Regions from separate parts of the Homo sapiens genome. Here region 2 is linked to region 1. Evidence: chromatin loops called from intact Hi-C (ENCODE). Cell type or tissue: heart right ventricle. All regions are shown on one strand. Links, peaks and the distances in the headings refer to the core of each region. The heading gives the core; the rest is flanking DNA.

What was found. Peaks named below come from ENCODE experiments on the same cell type or tissue, not always from the same donor. Only the 100,000 strongest peaks of a DNase experiment are listed, where the experiment ranks them.
Region 2: a loop joins it to region 1, with 4 times the contacts of the local background. A loop is called at or near these places in 6 of 110 quality-filtered maps.

Annotation. Positions count from the first base shown.
Region 1 is chr18:49,725,064-49,733,391 of GRCh38, reverse strand. All of the region lies in intron 3 of LOC105372112 (a long non-coding RNA gene), which reads right to left. Among named protein-coding and RNA genes, the nearest start is that of ACAA2, 84 kb to the left of the region's middle. RefSeq lists enhancers at 6,118-6,861, 6,862-7,607. In heart right ventricle, for the core only: a CTCF peak has its summit at 4,634 (motif pointing right); DNase peaks (open chromatin) are centred at 3,541, 3,795, 4,656 and 7,005; H3K27ac peaks cover 1,563 bases.
Region 2 is chr18:49,645,675-49,654,002 of GRCh38, reverse strand. All of the region lies in intron 1 of LOC105372112 (a long non-coding RNA gene), which reads right to left. LOC112268210 (a long non-coding RNA gene) reads right to left here and starts at 3,489. Exons shown (of 2, transcript XR_002958207.2): 1 at 3,244-3,489; 2 at 528-2,404. It also overlaps the pseudogene SMUG1P1. In heart right ventricle, for the core only: a CTCF peak has its summit at 5,019 (motif pointing right); DNase peaks (open chromatin) are centred at 5,562 and 8,032.

The sequences.
Region 1 (8,328 bases), core at 311-8,310:
CCCTTCCAGAAGGGCCTTGATAGCATCTCTAGGGACAAATGATGTCATTCTAAACAGAACCCTCAATGGGCAAAGTGCTGAGCACTGTTGACTGATGGGAGGGGAATGGACTATTCGGTCTGACAGAGTGTCCCTGGGCTTGGCCCTGCAGAGCCTCCTATTTTCTCAATTTTACACTTTCTTGTCATTAGGTCCCCTCTTCCCCCTTTCCTCCACAGACTGTATGAAGGATTGTGAGAACATAAGAGGAGGAATACATAGGTCTCCCAGGAAGGAGCAAAAGGTTCCAGAAGAAGTAGCCCTCTATGTGAAGTGTGAGAACAAGAAGTCACGGTGACGGTGACAAGGAGGAGGCCTGGCAGGGTGTGGTGGCTCATGCCTGTGATGCCAGCACTTTGGGAGGCTGAGGTGGGTGGATCGCTTGAGCTCAGGTGTTTGAGACCAGCCTGAGCAACATGGTGAAACCCCATCTCTACAAAAACATACAAAAAATTAGCTGGGCATGGTGGTGTGCACCTGTAGTCCCAGATACTTGGGAGGCTGAGGTGGGAGGAGGATCACCTGAGCCTGGGAGGTCGAGGCTGTGGTGAGCCATCATAACACTACTGCACTCCAACCTAGGCAACAGAGCAAGATCCTGTTTAAAAAAAAAAAAGGAAAAAGAAAAAATGGAGGCCTTCCTGGGAGAGAGAGCAGCATTGCAGAGACATGGAGGAGGAGAGGGTTAATGTGTTCCAAGAATAGCAAACAGTTTAGTAATGCCCAGGCATCAGGGGCTGCAGGGCTGGGTGGGCAGGAATGCAGGAGGGAGGCTGAGCAGCTCAGCCAGGGTCATATCAAGGGTCTAATGAAGTCTCCCCATATCTGGTCCTATCTCAGTTTTCTGAGCCCGACAAAGTAGACGTAATACTTTCTTATTCTCCATATAGAAATCCTTAGGTATATAAACACAAATGCCAAAGCCCAAAAATATGCATTTTAGAATACTCAGCTCTTCTCCAAGTTAAAAAACCCAGGGTGGCCTATATGGCCAAATGGCCCTGAGCTCATCCCCTGAGGAACTGATTCAAGCTTCTCTACAGGAGCCACTGTGCACAGGCAAGAACTAGCCTGTGGCGAAGGAAGCCAAACAGCCAGTCACCTAAGCAAGGTCAACAAAGGCTGGGGGAAAGCAGTCATTGCTCAGTAGTGTCTTGCCTCCAGCCTCACTCTCATCATTCAGAAGCCTGCTCCAGTGTCCCCTCCCCTTCATAGCTCCCTCACCTCCCCAGACTGAATTCCTTCTTCCTAGGTATGTTTCTGGGCCTTGCATGGACTTGCATAAGTACACATATCACTGTGTCTTATGGTTCACTTAATAACATGTTCTGAGTCTGTAAATTCCTTGAAAGCAGGAACTATGTCCTAATAATCTTTCTCTCGCACAACATAACACAGGGCTTGGTATACAGTAGAAATTCAATAAATATTTATTCAACTAGGCTGAACTTTGGGATCTGGCAAGAGATGCATTAGATGACCATGACGATCAAAAGAACCATGGCTGAAGAATAGGAGTGGAAAATAACTACCGGGGGATGGCCGATTTGGCACCCCAGTGCCAAAGCTACAAAGAGAGAAAATCTGACTCAAATTCGTTATATGAAAAGAATTTCTCATGACTAAAAAGTCCCGGGAGAACTTCAGGTGAAGCTTGATCTGTGAGCTCAAACAATATTACCAGGATTCAGTCTGTGTCTCCTGTGTTTATTCTCTGGGCTGTCTTTATTCTCTGTCTCTATGTGGGGCAAGAGTTGCATGGCAGGTCCAGGCCCTCACTGTCCAGGTTTGTGCATAGCTAGAAAGACCATGTGCCTTACTCTCAGTAAGTACAGGAAAAGTGGCATTGATTATCACCAGCTCTGCTGAAATACTTTCCACCCGGAACCAATCACAGCAGCCAGGGGAATGGGATATTCTGATTTTACAGCTGTAAGATAAAGATGATGGCCAGTCTGCAAGTACTGTGCTCATGGCAAATCATGTGACTCACTCTCTGGTACAAATGGGCCCCCTGCAAGTTTAAGCAGGGGACTGTGGTTCAAGAGTCATTATCAGGCACCCCAGCTCTGCCCGTAATTAGCATGTGAACAGGGCAAGTCACTTCACACAGCTTCCCAGACTTCGATCTCCTTATCTCTGTGGGACCCTCTCCAGTGATCTCTCTTGGAAAGATTACTTGCCAAGCTCCACCCTTCCAGCAACAGCACCCTGAAGGCCTGTCTGCCCTAGTTCCTACCTTTGCCCCAGCAGCTCCTCTGGCCATTCCCACCTCCAGCCGCAGGTGTCTGACCACAGATGTCACCTGAGCCTGGAGCCTGGGCATTTGCATTTGGGTTTCTGTCCCTCTGGATTCCAGGAGTCACTGCCCATCCCAAAGGCCTCGGGCCCTGAGGAGCACAGCCTCACGCAGGAGAATTTCCAGGTGAAGGAGGCTTTATTTACACAGCACCTACACTGAGCCACTGGAAAATTGTCTGAGATTTTTTTGACTAAGGAGCAGACAGAGGGAGTGCAATAAGTTTGAGAATGTCAGGTTTGATCCAGGAAGACACCAGACCATGGGAGGCAGCAACATGCAACAAGCTATATTCGGTGGCACTTGGACAGTGTGGAAGGAGACGGTGTGTCCCTCCCGGCAAGGGGCCTTCTGCAGCTGGCAGGCAAGACCACCACCCAGAAGGGGAGTAGGGCTAGGGTTGGGGAGCTCCTGGGGAAGAAAGGGGAGTTGTCCGGGTGATGTCCCTCCACAAGGTGGGGAGTCCCTGGGTCCAAGAGCTCTGAAGGGCAGCAGCGATGTGGAGTCCTTCACAGCCACAGGGTTTGTCTTATCCATGGTCAGCAGATGTTGGAATATGCAAAATAGGTAGGCTCTAAATGGCCAGAAATACAGATGCTCCCCAACTTACGATGGGGCTGCCTCCTGACAAGCCCATCATAAGCTGAAAATGTCTAACCCCATGGAAGGTCAGAGAGCGTACCGAATGCACAGTGCTTTTACACCATTGTAGAGCTGAAACATTTTTAACTGAACCATTGTAAGTCAGGGACCATCTGTATGTTTATTTGGATGATATTCCAAGCAATTGGATATGTAAGAATTTGAGTTTAGCACTGGCTGGCTTTGGGCTAATGGTCCTAGCCTGCTGTGAATAAATGAACAAGACAGGAACATGTTAGGCCAAGCCACTGAGGCCACACTTGGCCCGTTCACATAACAGTGAGATGCAGCTGAGCGAGTATGTCTCCCAGATGTGGGTCCCCCACCAGCCAGGCATGTGTAGAACCCCCATCAGATAAATTGAAATTATCCCCAGAAAACTCAACCCTCCAGGGCCTGAGGAAGTTCCCACTGTGATTTTCTTTCAAGGAATTAAGTAAACAATAATCCTTTAAGTATGAGTGGAACTTTATCTTTTTCAAAGCCCTTTCATATTTGCTTCTTGCAACACCCTCTGACAGAATCAAAATAGGAATGCCCCACGCCCCCACCCTTCACAGATGGGGACATAGGCTCAGACATGTGAAAAGGACACTTGGGAACAGGAACAGGCACAGCCAAGACTGAAAGCTGGACTCCTAAACTTCTGACTGCTCTATTTTGCCAAACCACTAGGGAAGCAGCTGGAAATTGTGCTCATTGAGGGCGAGAGAGGACAGATCAAGACTATTTTCTGCCCTGCGTTCCTGAATTGCACAGACTGACAAAGATTTCATGATCTTGGGCCATGATCATGAGCCATTTGCTCCCTTTTTTTTCTTGAGATGGAGTTTCACTCTGTCATCCAGGCTGGAGGGCCGTGGCACGATCTCAGCTCACTGCAATCTCTGCCTCCCAGATTCAAGCCATTCTCCTGCCTCAGCCTCCCAAGTAGCTGGGATTACAGACACGCACCACCATGCCTGGCTAAGTTTTGTATTTTTAGTAGAGACGGGGCTTCGCCATGTTGGCCAGGATGGTCTTGAACTCCCGACCTCAGGTGATCTGCCCACCCTGGCCTCCCAAAGTGCTAGGAGCTAGGATTATGGGAATGAGCCACTGTACCTGGCTTTTTTTTTTTTTTTTTTTTTTTTTTTAATGAAATGGGGCAGTTCTTACGGAGTTTAAAGAGAAAGTGAGCTGGGTGTGTTGGTTCATGCCTATAATCCCAGCACTTTGGGAGGCCAAGGCAGGTGGATCACAAGCTCAGGAGATAGAGACCATCCTGGCTAACACGGTGAAACCTCATCTAAAAATTAGCCAGGTGTGGTGGCACACACCTGTAGTCCCAGCTACTCTGGAGGCTAAGGCAGGAGAATTGCTTCAACCCAGGAGGCAGAGGTTGCAGTGAGCCGAGATCAAGCCACTGCACTCCAGCCTGGGTGACAAAGCAAGACTCCATCTCAAAAAAAAAAGAAGAAAAAGAAAAAAAGAGAGAAAGTAGTATCAATGTCTTTGCTTTGCCTCACCCACTGTCTCAGCTAGATGTGTCCCTGAGTAATTTAGGCGTCTCACAGATAGGGGAATGGAGGCCCATGAGAGGAAGTCTCATCCAAGGCCCAGAGCAACTGCAGTGCCTTTTCCCCATCGGGCTTGCTCCAGCCTTTGGGCCCTAGGGGGCGCCAGAAAGCCTCACCTTTCCCAGAATCTATGCTGAGAGGAGAATGTTGCCACCAAAGGCCCAGTGGAGGCCATTTGGCCTCCCCCTCTTCATGACATTGTTCACCCAAGTCTCTGCAGCACCCCAATCCTGGGACCCTCAATATCAGAACTCAGTGCTCTAGGGGCCCAAGAGCGGCCTGGCTTCCCTGCCCCACAGGAGTTTAAGGCCCATGGGCTTCTTTTCCCAGGAATTCCTTCATTGCTCCAAAGCCCTTCACCTTTACCAGGAAATAACTCTCCAGGGTGGCCCCAGACACTGCCACTGGGATGCCCCAAACTCTCTTCTGGAAGCCACTCCTCGCACTACCGAGGCCCAAGGGTATTCACCCTGGCCCCGACTTGCTGCTGTCATGTGGCCAGCCATTTCCAGAAATGTTCTGGTTTGAGGACCGAAAGGCCCACGTCCCGGGAAACCCCTCAGTCCTGTGTAAACTGGGACATTGGTCACTGTATTGTCATCTCCCTCATGGTAGGTCGGCTCCAGCCCAGGGCTCAGCCCAGTTCTTGGATCCCAAGCACGGATTTTGATTATTACTCCAAACCATGGGCCAAGTAAGAGGTTCTTTCTGCTGATCTGTAAGGGTCGGCAGGGGCCTGCCCTGTGCCCAGTTCCGCCCCTGTCCAGCCGAGGAAACAGACTTAGTTATTATCTTAGCAAACAAGGAGAAACTGTGTGAGTGAAATAGGATGGTACCATTGCCAGAGTAAATAATAGTAACTGTGTTAAATCTCCAACAAGCACCAGGTTCAACACTGGGAGCTTTGCGTCGACTCTTGCATCTAACCCTCACTGCAAACTACGAGGTAGGTCTCTTCCATGCTGGTTCTACGGATGGCGACTTGGCAGCTCAGTGATCATCAGCTTGCCTGAGGTCACCCCGACTCTAAGGGCACAGTCACAAGCTCTTTCAACCATGTTACCCTGGCGCAGGAGACAGGGCATCTGGCTTCTCATCCCAACTTTTTCATTAGCTAATTACATGACTTTGAGGGAGTCCCTTGGGACCCCGGAGCCTCCACTGCATTGGATAAATGAGAGCTCTAAGCAAGGTGCTCTCCAAAGTCCTTTTGTGGGTAGCTTAGTGATAGAACATGGGCCCTGGGCTGAGATGGGGTTGAGTCGAATGTCAGTGCTGCCACTTACAACACAAGTGGACAGGGACAAGTTACTTAACCGGCCTTCACCTATAAAATCAGGAAACTACCTCCAGTCATTTGTGGTAAGGAGTAAATGAAATGAGGCACCAAGGCTGGTGTTTATGAAAACTTTTTTTTTTTAAATGCCAGCTCTTATTGTTCCAGCTCCTACATTTTAGGACATTGTGTCTCCCTACCCGACCCCCTTTCACCAAGTCCTTATAACAGATCTATATTGCCCAGAATGCATTGCACGCAGAGCTAGAGAAAACTTCTCGGCTGGGCTTGGTGGCTCACACCTGTAATCCCAGCACTTTGGGAGGCCCAGGCAGGAGGATCACTTGAAGTCAGGAGTTTGAGACCAGCCTGCTGGCCAACATGGTGAAACCCTGTCTCTACTAAAAAATACAAAAAAATAGCCGGGCATGGTAGTACTTGCTTATAATCCTAGCTACTCGGGAGGCTGAGGCAGGAGAATTGCTTGAACCTCGGAGGCAGAGGTTGCAGTGAGCTGAGATTGCGCCACTGCACTCCAGCCTGGGCAAAAAGAGTGAGACTCCATCTCAAAAAAAAAAAAAAGCGATAATTTCTTGATTCTTTTTCTCAAATATGCTTCCAGAAAATGGAAAAGACGTGTCCATGGGAAACAGAGAGAGGTGGCCCACAGAGATGGAGGGGAGCAAAAGAGTTGGCTGAGGCCTGACCCAGAAGATAGGAGCCCATGCTCACTGTGGCCAGTCAGTTTCCAGACAGTTACCATGGGAGAGTTGGTAAATCTTCCCTTCTAGGATTTCAGAGCACTGACCTGCCTGCCAGGCCCAAGTCTTAAGATCCAAACCAGGAATGAGCTGTTACTATGGAAAGTGTGATTTTTCTGCAGGATTAAGAAGCCTTCACACTTTTTCAGTCACATCAGAATTGCCACCCCTGGGAGGGATGCGTCGGATAATTTGAACCAGGTGCAGACTTCGTGGCCTGTCTTTACGGGGCAGACACTCATACACAGATTTTGTTGGCTGTGCCATGGACTGTCTTTCTTATTTTCCTAACCTAGTCAGGACTTTCTTCCAAACTTCACAGACAGTTTCGAGAAGCCACACACACTGCCTGCCAGGAGCTGAGCAGAAGCTGGGAGGCCCCGGTGGTAGAAATGCGTTCCAGCGTCACCGAGCCAGGCAATCGCTGCGGCCTTTGGGTCTGCTCCCCTCCAATAGGAGCAGGACTAGCTTTCTTCCAAGGGATCAGGAGATCCTCCCAGCCAATGCAAGGCTGGACCCCTGTGACTCACCCTCTGTGTGTGGCTTCTCAAGCAGATTTCCCAGGACAACATGAAAGGCTGATAGATTATTACTATCTGGTTTCATGTTCCTCCTTTTGTTAAAATTCCTAATATAAGGAAGTGGAGGTGGGGGACTGAAGGAAGTCTCACTTTACAGCCCGACCCCCACTCCCTGGCAGCTCAGCTATTGCTGGCCCTCCAGGGTGGCAAGAGACAGAAGTGTATTTCCCAGGACCAAGTCAAAGAGCTCTTCCCTCTTCATCTCTCTTCCCTTATCAAGGGTGTTAATCTTACTGGAATTCACTTCAGTACAGCAAATGGGGCCAGATGGTAGAGGGGAGGAAATGACCCCAAGGTGTCTTGCCTATAAACCTTCCAGGGCCCTTGGAAACTTCCTGGGGGCACTCAGCCCGTCAGGCCCCCAGGAACTTGTACCAGGTCACAAATTCCCAACCCCTGGGGATGGAGACTGAGCCAGGAAAGGTGGGCTAAGTGAGAAGGTAGAATGAACCCTCTTACCCCTGCTCCAAGATATACTTTTTAAATATTTTCAAATTATTTTTAAATGTTCTTTAATTATTTTTAAATGTTCTTACTAGGTATATTCAGTGGGTGTTTATTCCTCTCCTTCCACCCCTAAAGCTATTATTAAATCTATGAGGTATCTGATAACTGGTTATGGATGAAAAGGTTGACATAAATGAATAAGGAAGAAACAGATATTCCCTGTATGTTACCATTCAATATCCTTTTTTTTTTTTTTTTTTTTTTTTTTTTGCCATTTTCTTCCCATCAGCCTTGGGTTTTAATGGTTTTTATCTACTAATTTTTAAAATAATCTTTTTTAAATAATTAAAAATAGCAACTTGTACACCAATGTTTATAGCAGCATTATTCACAATAGCCACAAGGTGGAAGGAACCTGAATGTCTATTGACAGATGAATGGATAGATTAACTGTAGTCTATCCATATGATGGAATGCTATTCAGCATTAAAAAAGAATAAGGCTGGGTGCGGTGGCTCACGCCTGTAATCCCAGCACTTTGGGAGGCCGAGGCGGGAGGACCACGAGGTCAGGAGATTGAGACCATCCTGGCTAGCACAGCGAAACCCGAAACCCTGTCTTTACTAAAAACACAAAAAATTAGCCGGGCTTGGTGGTGGGTGCCTGTAGTTCCAGCTACTCAGGAGGCTGAGGCAGGAGAATGGCATGAACCTGGGAGGCGGAG
Region 2 (8,328 bases), core at 239-8,238, 79 kb after region 1:
TTGCCTTGCAGATGGCCTATTGTGGGACCTCACCTTGTGATCGTGTGAGTCAATACTCCTTAATACACTCCCCTTCATATAGTCATCTATCCTATTAGTTTTGTCCCTCTAGACAACCCTAATAAACACACCCATATACTTGCATACATACATACACACTATGGTATCCATTCCTCCCTTCGTCCTTACTAACAAAACCTCAGTTGTACCCAAATAAAAATTCTGATTTTCCAAGTTTCCCTCATAGCTACGGAAGGCCAAGAGATGTATCTGACCCTAGAGTCGTAAGCATTCATTTGCTGAAGATTTCTCAGAAAGTTTTTCTTTTCCTAAGTGCTTCCCCTTCCTTCTTGTTTTTTCCTTTTTGTTTCCCCAACTGGAATATTTAAACAGTGTATACTTTTTGGAAATGCCGAGGCTGGATACAACTATGACAAACATCCTGAACCTGAAACTTTGCACACATCCATGTTTATTTAATAGAGTAACTTCCTAGAAATGGAAATTGCTGGGACAAAAGACATGCATCATTTTTTCATATTTTTTATTGCAAAATACTGTCAGGAATTGAGTAGCAATTCAGATTCCCATCAGGAGAATGTGAGCACTTCCCTCACCCTTGCACATGCCCCTGCTACATTTTTGCTAGTTTAATAGAGAGAAATTGTATCACAGAGACTTACATTTCTGATAGTGTGGCAGACTAGGAAACATAGAAAGCTTTCTGCTCTAAAAACACCTAGAAGTGGTAGAGAAAAGGTAATGAACAGGCTTTCAAATGCACTAACTGAGCTTTGCTAAAGAAAGGGAAATCCTGCAGCCAAAAGGAAAGCAAAGCAAACTGAAACCAAAGAAGCAGGAGATCGTGGGGGCAGCTGCACTGGATGCAGGGGAGGTGGAAGGGGAGAGCTGCCAATCTTGATACCTAAGAAGCTTTGGATGTAATGGCCACCAACAGGGACAGGAGCTGAGGCCTGGGCCTAGGGCACGCATGCGTCAAAGCTGTGAATCCTGCATACAGCCAAGACCTTCCAAGGCTTCCACTCTACGGAAAAAAGTGACAGAAAAAACAATCTCCTCACTTGCAATGAGAGATAATGAAATAGCTTATCTAGCTTGTCCAGGGCTCTAGATAGAAAACATATCTCCCCTGATCATTCATGAGGGCTCTGCCTTCATCTAGGCCTGAGATTCAAATGTATATGATCTACAGGATCCATTAAGCTCCCACCTCACCCCAGTTGGCACGGAGACAGGGGAGGCGCTTTGTAGCTATTTTTTAAAAGAGTTTAAGGGTTTTTATTTTTATTTATTTATTTATTTATTTTTGAGATGGAGTCTCACTCTGATGCCCAGGCTGGAGTACAGTGGTGTGATCTCGGCTCACTGCAACCTCCGCTTCCCGGGTTCAAGCGATTCTCCTGCCTCAACCTCCTGAGCAGCTGGGATTACAGGCACCCGCCACCACACCCAGCTAATTTTCCTATTTTTAGTGGAGATGAGGTTTCACCACGTTGTCCAGGCTGGTCTCAAACTCCTGACCTCAAGTGACCCACCCACCTCAGCCTCCTAAAGTGCTGGGATTATGGGCGTGAGCCACCAGATCTGGCTGGGTTTAGGAGCTTTTAATGCTTAGACTAGAAAAATCACAGGCTGGGTTTGTCATAAAGTCATTGGTCCATCTCTGACAGGGAAAGAATTCGCCCCTCACTTTGGCCACAGGTGGGAGCCCAGACTCCTCCCTAGCAGGGTCTCCTGAATGGAGAGGGGCTTTCCTCATAGCACAGTGCGGTGACTCCCCAGCCCCGAGGTAAGAAAGCAAGAAAGCAAAGCCATGAGCCAGGCCTATGCAAGACAATTTTTTTTTTTTTTGAGAGTCTCGCTCTGTTGCCAGCCTGGAGTGCAGTGGTGCGATCTCAGCTCACTGCAACCTCTGCCTCCCAGGTTCAAGCAATTTCCCTGCCTCAGCCACCCAAGTAGCTGGGACTACAGGCACACGCCACCACACCTGGCTAATTTTTTGTGTGTGTATTTTAGTAGAGATGGGGTTTCACCATGTTGGCCACGATGGTCTCCATCTCCTGACCTCATGATTCACCTGCCTCGGCCTCCCAAAGTGCTGGGATTACAGGCATGAGCCACCGCGCCCGGCCAAGACACTTTCAAGTGTTGTCTCCGTTGCCTTCACACAAACCCCAGGAGGGAGACAGCCCCCGTTTACAGAGGAGCAGCCTGAAGCCTAGTCTTCATCAATTTGACCATCATAAAGCTCACAAGTCGCAAAGCTGGGATGAAAATCCAGGTCTTCTGACTTTCACTCTGCCGCACCGAATTCTTTGAGCCAGCCTCAGCCTCTCATGAGAAGGTCACTCTGAATTTCTTGTCCCATGCTTTGTCCTGGCCCCTATGAGGAAAGGGGTTAGCTGAAGGCAGCTGTTCTATAAGGATGGGTAGGGTTCCTGACAAGGTATTTCCTCTGAAAAAGCAAATGCGACCTTAGCAGCCAGTCTAGGGAGCTCCCCATTGAATAGAGACTTCCGAGGAAACGACGAGGTAGAAGCATCTGAAGTGCAACAGTGCACCTTCTGCTGATTCCCTCCCACAGAAAGGGCAATGCTCAGGGAAGGTGAGGAAAGCAGGACTCAGCACGGCAAACAGGAGTGGGGCAAAACTGCCACAGCAGGTTGGAAGACAGTTCAACAGATCGAAGGGTATGTTTCCCGGCAAGCAGGGAGCCCAGGAGGACCTCTGGCTTCAGTCCAGGGTGTGTTGTTATCTGCTTGCCCAAGAGTGACTTGGAGGCCTTGAATGTGTCCCATGCCAGGCCCCAGGGGCACTCATTTCCATAGCCGCGGCAGCAGCCCCAACTCACTTGGTCAACTCACTTGGTCACTGCCTATTAGCCCTGTTTTCCTGTGGGTTACGGGGAGAGAGATGCAGGAGCCCCTCCACCTGGACCTCTGGCATCAGGCCTGCCAAAGCCATTCGCGCCCACTACTGCCCCAGCCGGGCCACTCCCACCCCCAGCCGAACCCCCAGCCGCCGCACCTGCCGGCAGAGGGGACACTAAGATCCCAAGAAGCTGTTCTTGCTGCTTGGCAGGAAGCTCAGCAGGAGTGAGGTTGTGTTCTCTGGGAGCCAGGAATAGCAGAGAACACAGATTGTGGACAAAGCAGTGAAAGGAGAAGACCTCAGGCTTTCCACAGAGGTTCTGGAAAAGCCCCAGAATCGGGCACCACTCACCTCTCACTGAGCACGCCAGTCCCAGCACCCCAGTCCCAGCTAAGACAGTGCTCTTGGGGAGGGGTTAGCACAGGCCCTCCAATGCCCAGCCAGTCCCAGACCATGTTCACTTCCTCAAAGGGCACTCATGTCTGGGCCATGCTAAAAGGTCCTGGGTTCGTGCCCAGGAAGAGCACTTCCTTGGGGCCCTGGCAGCAGCGAGTCACAAAGTTACGATGTGGCTCTTATACAATACTCCACGGGATTGTGAATGATGCGTGCAGACTCCAAAAACTGCAGTTGGTTCAGCTCAGCATTGAGCCAAACTCCTCCTCCAGGAAGCCCTCAGCCAAGCCTTGAGGGCAGGGCGGGGGCTCTCTCTGGGCACCTGCTGGCTCATGCAGGGTCCCTAGTGAAAAAGTCTGGGGCATGGCCACACTTTTGTCACCTGGTCCAGCACCTCCTACTTTTTTTGGAGGGGGCAATACATTCCCCATACCATTAGTGCACAATTCAGCAATTTTTAGTGTATTCCTGTGACTGTACAACTATTGCCTTTATCTAGTTGCAGAAAATTTTCATCAGCCCCCAAAGAAACCCCATACCATTAGCAGTCCTTCCCCTTCCCTCTTCCCCTAGTCCTGGCAGCCACTGATCCACCTTCTGTCTCTGTGGATTTGACTGTCTATTCTGCACATCTTGTATAAATGTAGTCACGCAAAATGTGGCCTTTGTGTCTGGCTTACTGGGCTCAGTGTAACATTTTCCAGGCTCATCCATGTTGGAGCATGTAGCAGTACTTCTTTCCTTTCTGATGGCTGAACAGCATCCCACTGTATGGATAGCACACCTTTTGTTCATCCATTCATCACTGATGGACAATTGGTTTTTTTCTACTTTGGGTTTTTTTTTTTTATCGAGATGGAGTCTCGCTCTGTTGCCCGGGCTGGAGTGCAGTGGTGCGATCCCGGCTCACTGCAACCTCCACCCCCTGGATTCAAGCAATTCTCCTGCCTCAGCCTCCCAAGTAGCTGGGATTATAGGCACACGCCACCATGCCCTGCTAATTTTTTTTTTTTGTATTTTTAGTAGAGATGGGGTTTCACCATGTTGGCCAGGCTGGTCTCAAGCTCCTGGCCTCGTGATTCGCCTGCCTCGGCCTCCCAAAGTGAGCCACTGTGCCTGGCCCTGTAGTGGGCCATGATGAATAACGCTGCTGTGCATATTTGTGTACAGGTTTCTCTGTGCAAATATTTTCTCCCATTCAGTGTTTTGTCTTTTCACTTTCTTATAATAGTGTCCTTTGAAACATGAAAGTTTTTAATTTAGATGATGCCCAACTTACTTTTTCTTTCATCACTTGTGCTTTTGGTGTCACATCTAAGAAACCATTGCTTACTCCAAGGTCTCAAGATTTACCCCTACATTTTCTTCCAATAGTCTTGTAGTTTTTAGCTCTTCCAAAATGTCTTTTGATTCCTTTTGAGTTAGTTTTTATAGATGGTGTGAAGTAGGATCCATCTTCATTCTTTCACAGTGACATCCAGTTGTCCTGGCACCCTTTGTTGAAAAGACAAGACAATTTCCCTATTGACTTGTCTTGGCACTTGATATTTATATTCAATGCGACTGCCAGAGGATGCAAAAGAAAGCCAAAAGCCAAAGGAAATTTAGGATTCATTAATAACCATTCCCAGGGTGTCAGTGCTTCTTTTCTGGGACAGACATGTCCATTGGGCACCTCCACCACCCCTGAGCATTGCCACTAGGGGCAGCTCTGCCAGTTCTCTTTTTTTTTTAAGCTGTACCTGGGTGTAAAAGTTAGTTATGCTTTAATAGCTGTACTCACAAAGCTAGTACCGGAATTGTACAGGTCTTTTCGGCACCAGTAGTAGGTATTTCTCTGAATCACTGGCCATTTGCTCCTCACAAACTATTTTATTTATTTATTTAGAAACAGAATCTCACTCTTTTGGCCAGGCTGGGATACAATGGCACAATCTTGGCTCACTGCAATCTCTGCCTCCAGGGTTCAAGCAATTCTTGTGCCTCGGCCTTCTGAATAGCTGGGATTACAGGCGTGTGTCACCATGCCTGGCGAATTTTTATATTTTTTGTAGAGATGAGGTTTCACCATGTTGGCCAGGCTGGTCTTGAAGTCTTGGCCTCAAGTGATCTTCCCACCTTGGCCTCACAAAGTGCTGGGATTACAGGCGTGAGCCACGTTGCCTGGCCCTGCGTAAACAATTTAAATGCTAGGACAGTCCATCATTTCAGCAACAGCTGACCTTTCCCTGAAAGCAGCTGTTCCCAGCTCCATGAGTGTGGAGTGACCTCAGCAGACACTGGGCCTAGGCCATATTCACTGGGGAGAACACAGTGGAAAGTCAGGCTGCCCCACTTCTGCAAGACAGCTTGACTTGGGTGAAGCATATGCACTGCTGGGTAACTGGATTTACTGCTACGCTCCCGGTTCCTGAGTCTTTTCCCTTGTCAGGGCCATAGGCTTGCAATGGCCAAGTCTTCCTGGATTGCTTTGGGAAACATTCATCACTTAGAGACTTCCTAGCATTTTGCTTACAGCTTTACTATAGTGTTGAACAGATTGAATTGTAACACAATTAATAGCTAACATGGATTGAGAATTTATTATGGACGAGGCATTGATCTAAGAACATCGCCTGTGTTATGACCACATACTGCGTTTATGTTCACTTTACAAATGAGGAAGGAAACAGAGTGTTTAGGTAACTTTAGAAAGATCACGCAGTTCATAGGGATTTGGACCCCTGGAGCCTGGCCCCAAATCATTAATCATTCACATACTCAGATTGTGAGTCATGGAGGACACCATCTGCCTCTGTTGCTTTCCTCATGCCCACAAAAAACTGTCTGAAAGCTGTTCACCGATCATGAACGTGATCAAAAACTATCTTAGTCCATTTGTGTTGCTATAAATGAACACCTGAAGCTGGGTAATTTATGAAGAAATTACCCACAGTAAAGTGCTTTTTCCCTTTACTCATGGCTCATTTAAGCAAAAATGTCTACATTGTGAGGAATGTCTACAATGAGCATGGGCTGCTCTGGGTCTTTGGATGTGCCTCTTGCCCATGTCAGATTCCTGCACATGGCCCCGGCCCCCAGGGCGCCAGCAGGGTTATAGCCAGACCCACTGATGACTGTGCCTCACCAGTAAATATGCCAAAAGCAATATGCAGGTGCCACTAAAGGCTGTTTGCATGACCCCTGGAGGTGAGAGACAAGCTGAAAAATGCCATTTCAGGATACCCGGGATATTTCAAAGGTATATGGGGACAATAGGACAGAATATTTGAAATCAGGTTTTGCTGAGGAGATCTTGACTGTGAAGTCTCCATAAGTTGCTAGGCCAACAACTTGATTTAATGAAGCTTCGAGTAAAAGAATAGTAAAAACATAAACTGGCCTCACCACAGCACAAATTTCCTCCAAAGAACTCCCAGCTCTGACTGATGTTTTATCACCCTTATCATCAGAGGACACCTACACACCACAGAGAAGGCTGCTATTTTGCTGTAGTTTTAGTTAGCAAGTGTAAGGTTCAAGAAGGATAATGGCCCAAGGTCACAGAACCAGCTTCCAGCAGAACTGGCCTCATGCGCCACTCAATGCACCTGCACCGTCTGTAGAGCCCATTGCCATTTCCTTGTTCAGAATTTGATCCTCAGTCAAAATCAGGTGACTGGTTTAAACTTTGAAACTTTGACACGTGGTATTAAAGGCTTTTAGCATGTATATGGTAGAGCAGTTGTTCTCAACTGGAGACAATTTTACTCCCCAGGGGACATTTGGCAATGTCTAAAAACATTTTTGGTTGTCACAATTCAGTTTGCAGGGTGCTGTGGCTGACTGCCACTACTACTACTTGAGACCGTCATTACAGCAGTCACTACTGTTACTGCTTGCAACCTTCATTACAAGACTGAATGAAGGGACAAACATAGAAATGATAACAAAAAAACAAAATAACTATTTTAAGGAAAGGCAACATGGGGAAGAAGAGAGCTCCCTGCTTCTAGTGAGCAAAGGCAGTTCCTGAGCTTCTACGGCCCTTTGTATTTATTGGGTAACAAGAGCAAGGAGGAGGAGGTAATGATTGATCAGCTGCTTAACTGATCACAGGTTCATATTGTTCCTGACAGGCTTCAATTATGCCTAATCATAAGAAACATGTGTGCGGCCTCCAGCAGGGTGTTGCTATTGGCATCTGGTGGGTAGAGGCCATGGATGCTGCCAAATATCCTGCAACACACAGAACAACTCCCCACAACAAAGAACTATGCAACTCCAAGTGTCAGTAGTGTCTCGTCTCTAGATCCCAGAGTATGGGGGGTTAGGGTAAGAGGGGATATAAGGGGAGTCATTCCAGATTAATCCAAGAAGGGGGCAACTCCAAATTTCTGCCTTGGGTCCAGGCCAGGGAGACAATTAACAGCCAGCTTTGGTTTGCTTGAGTGTTTACATAAAAAGGGGATTGTTTATGTTCTTCAAAAGTCCCATGGAACTGACTCTGCCTGCCATTGCCAAGGAGGCCTGTCATCCTAGAGCAAGCATATTCCTCCCTAAGGAAGCGAGTCCTGGCTGCCGCTCCTCCCCAGCCCCACGCAGGCTGATGCTTCATCCAAAATGAAAGTGCCCTGGGACACACATGGAGAACACCCAAACCTTCGGGATCCTCCCCCGCTCTTCCTATTGCAGCTCTCCCCAGGGACAAAGGGACATTGCTCAGATTGGATTCTGCCATAGCCTGGCTCAGAATCTGTCTCACGCCCCCTCAGTGGAGAGAGAGGAGTGGCCTGGATCTCGAAGATTCCTGTGGAAAGCATGCCCTTCTCCATCCTCCGCCTCCTCACGCCCGCTGTTTCTGACCTAATTCCCCTCCTTGTGACCTACTTCCCGTGGCATGGAACAAGAAGATAGAAGATAGGCATCACATGGTGGGGGAAAGGTGGTGGGGGAAAAGTTTGCTACAGACCTAATTTGTTAGGCAAGTCTATCGCAAGGAAAATAATTAGTAAATTAATAAATGAGGATCCTATTCTACCTTAAAGTCAACTCCATCCT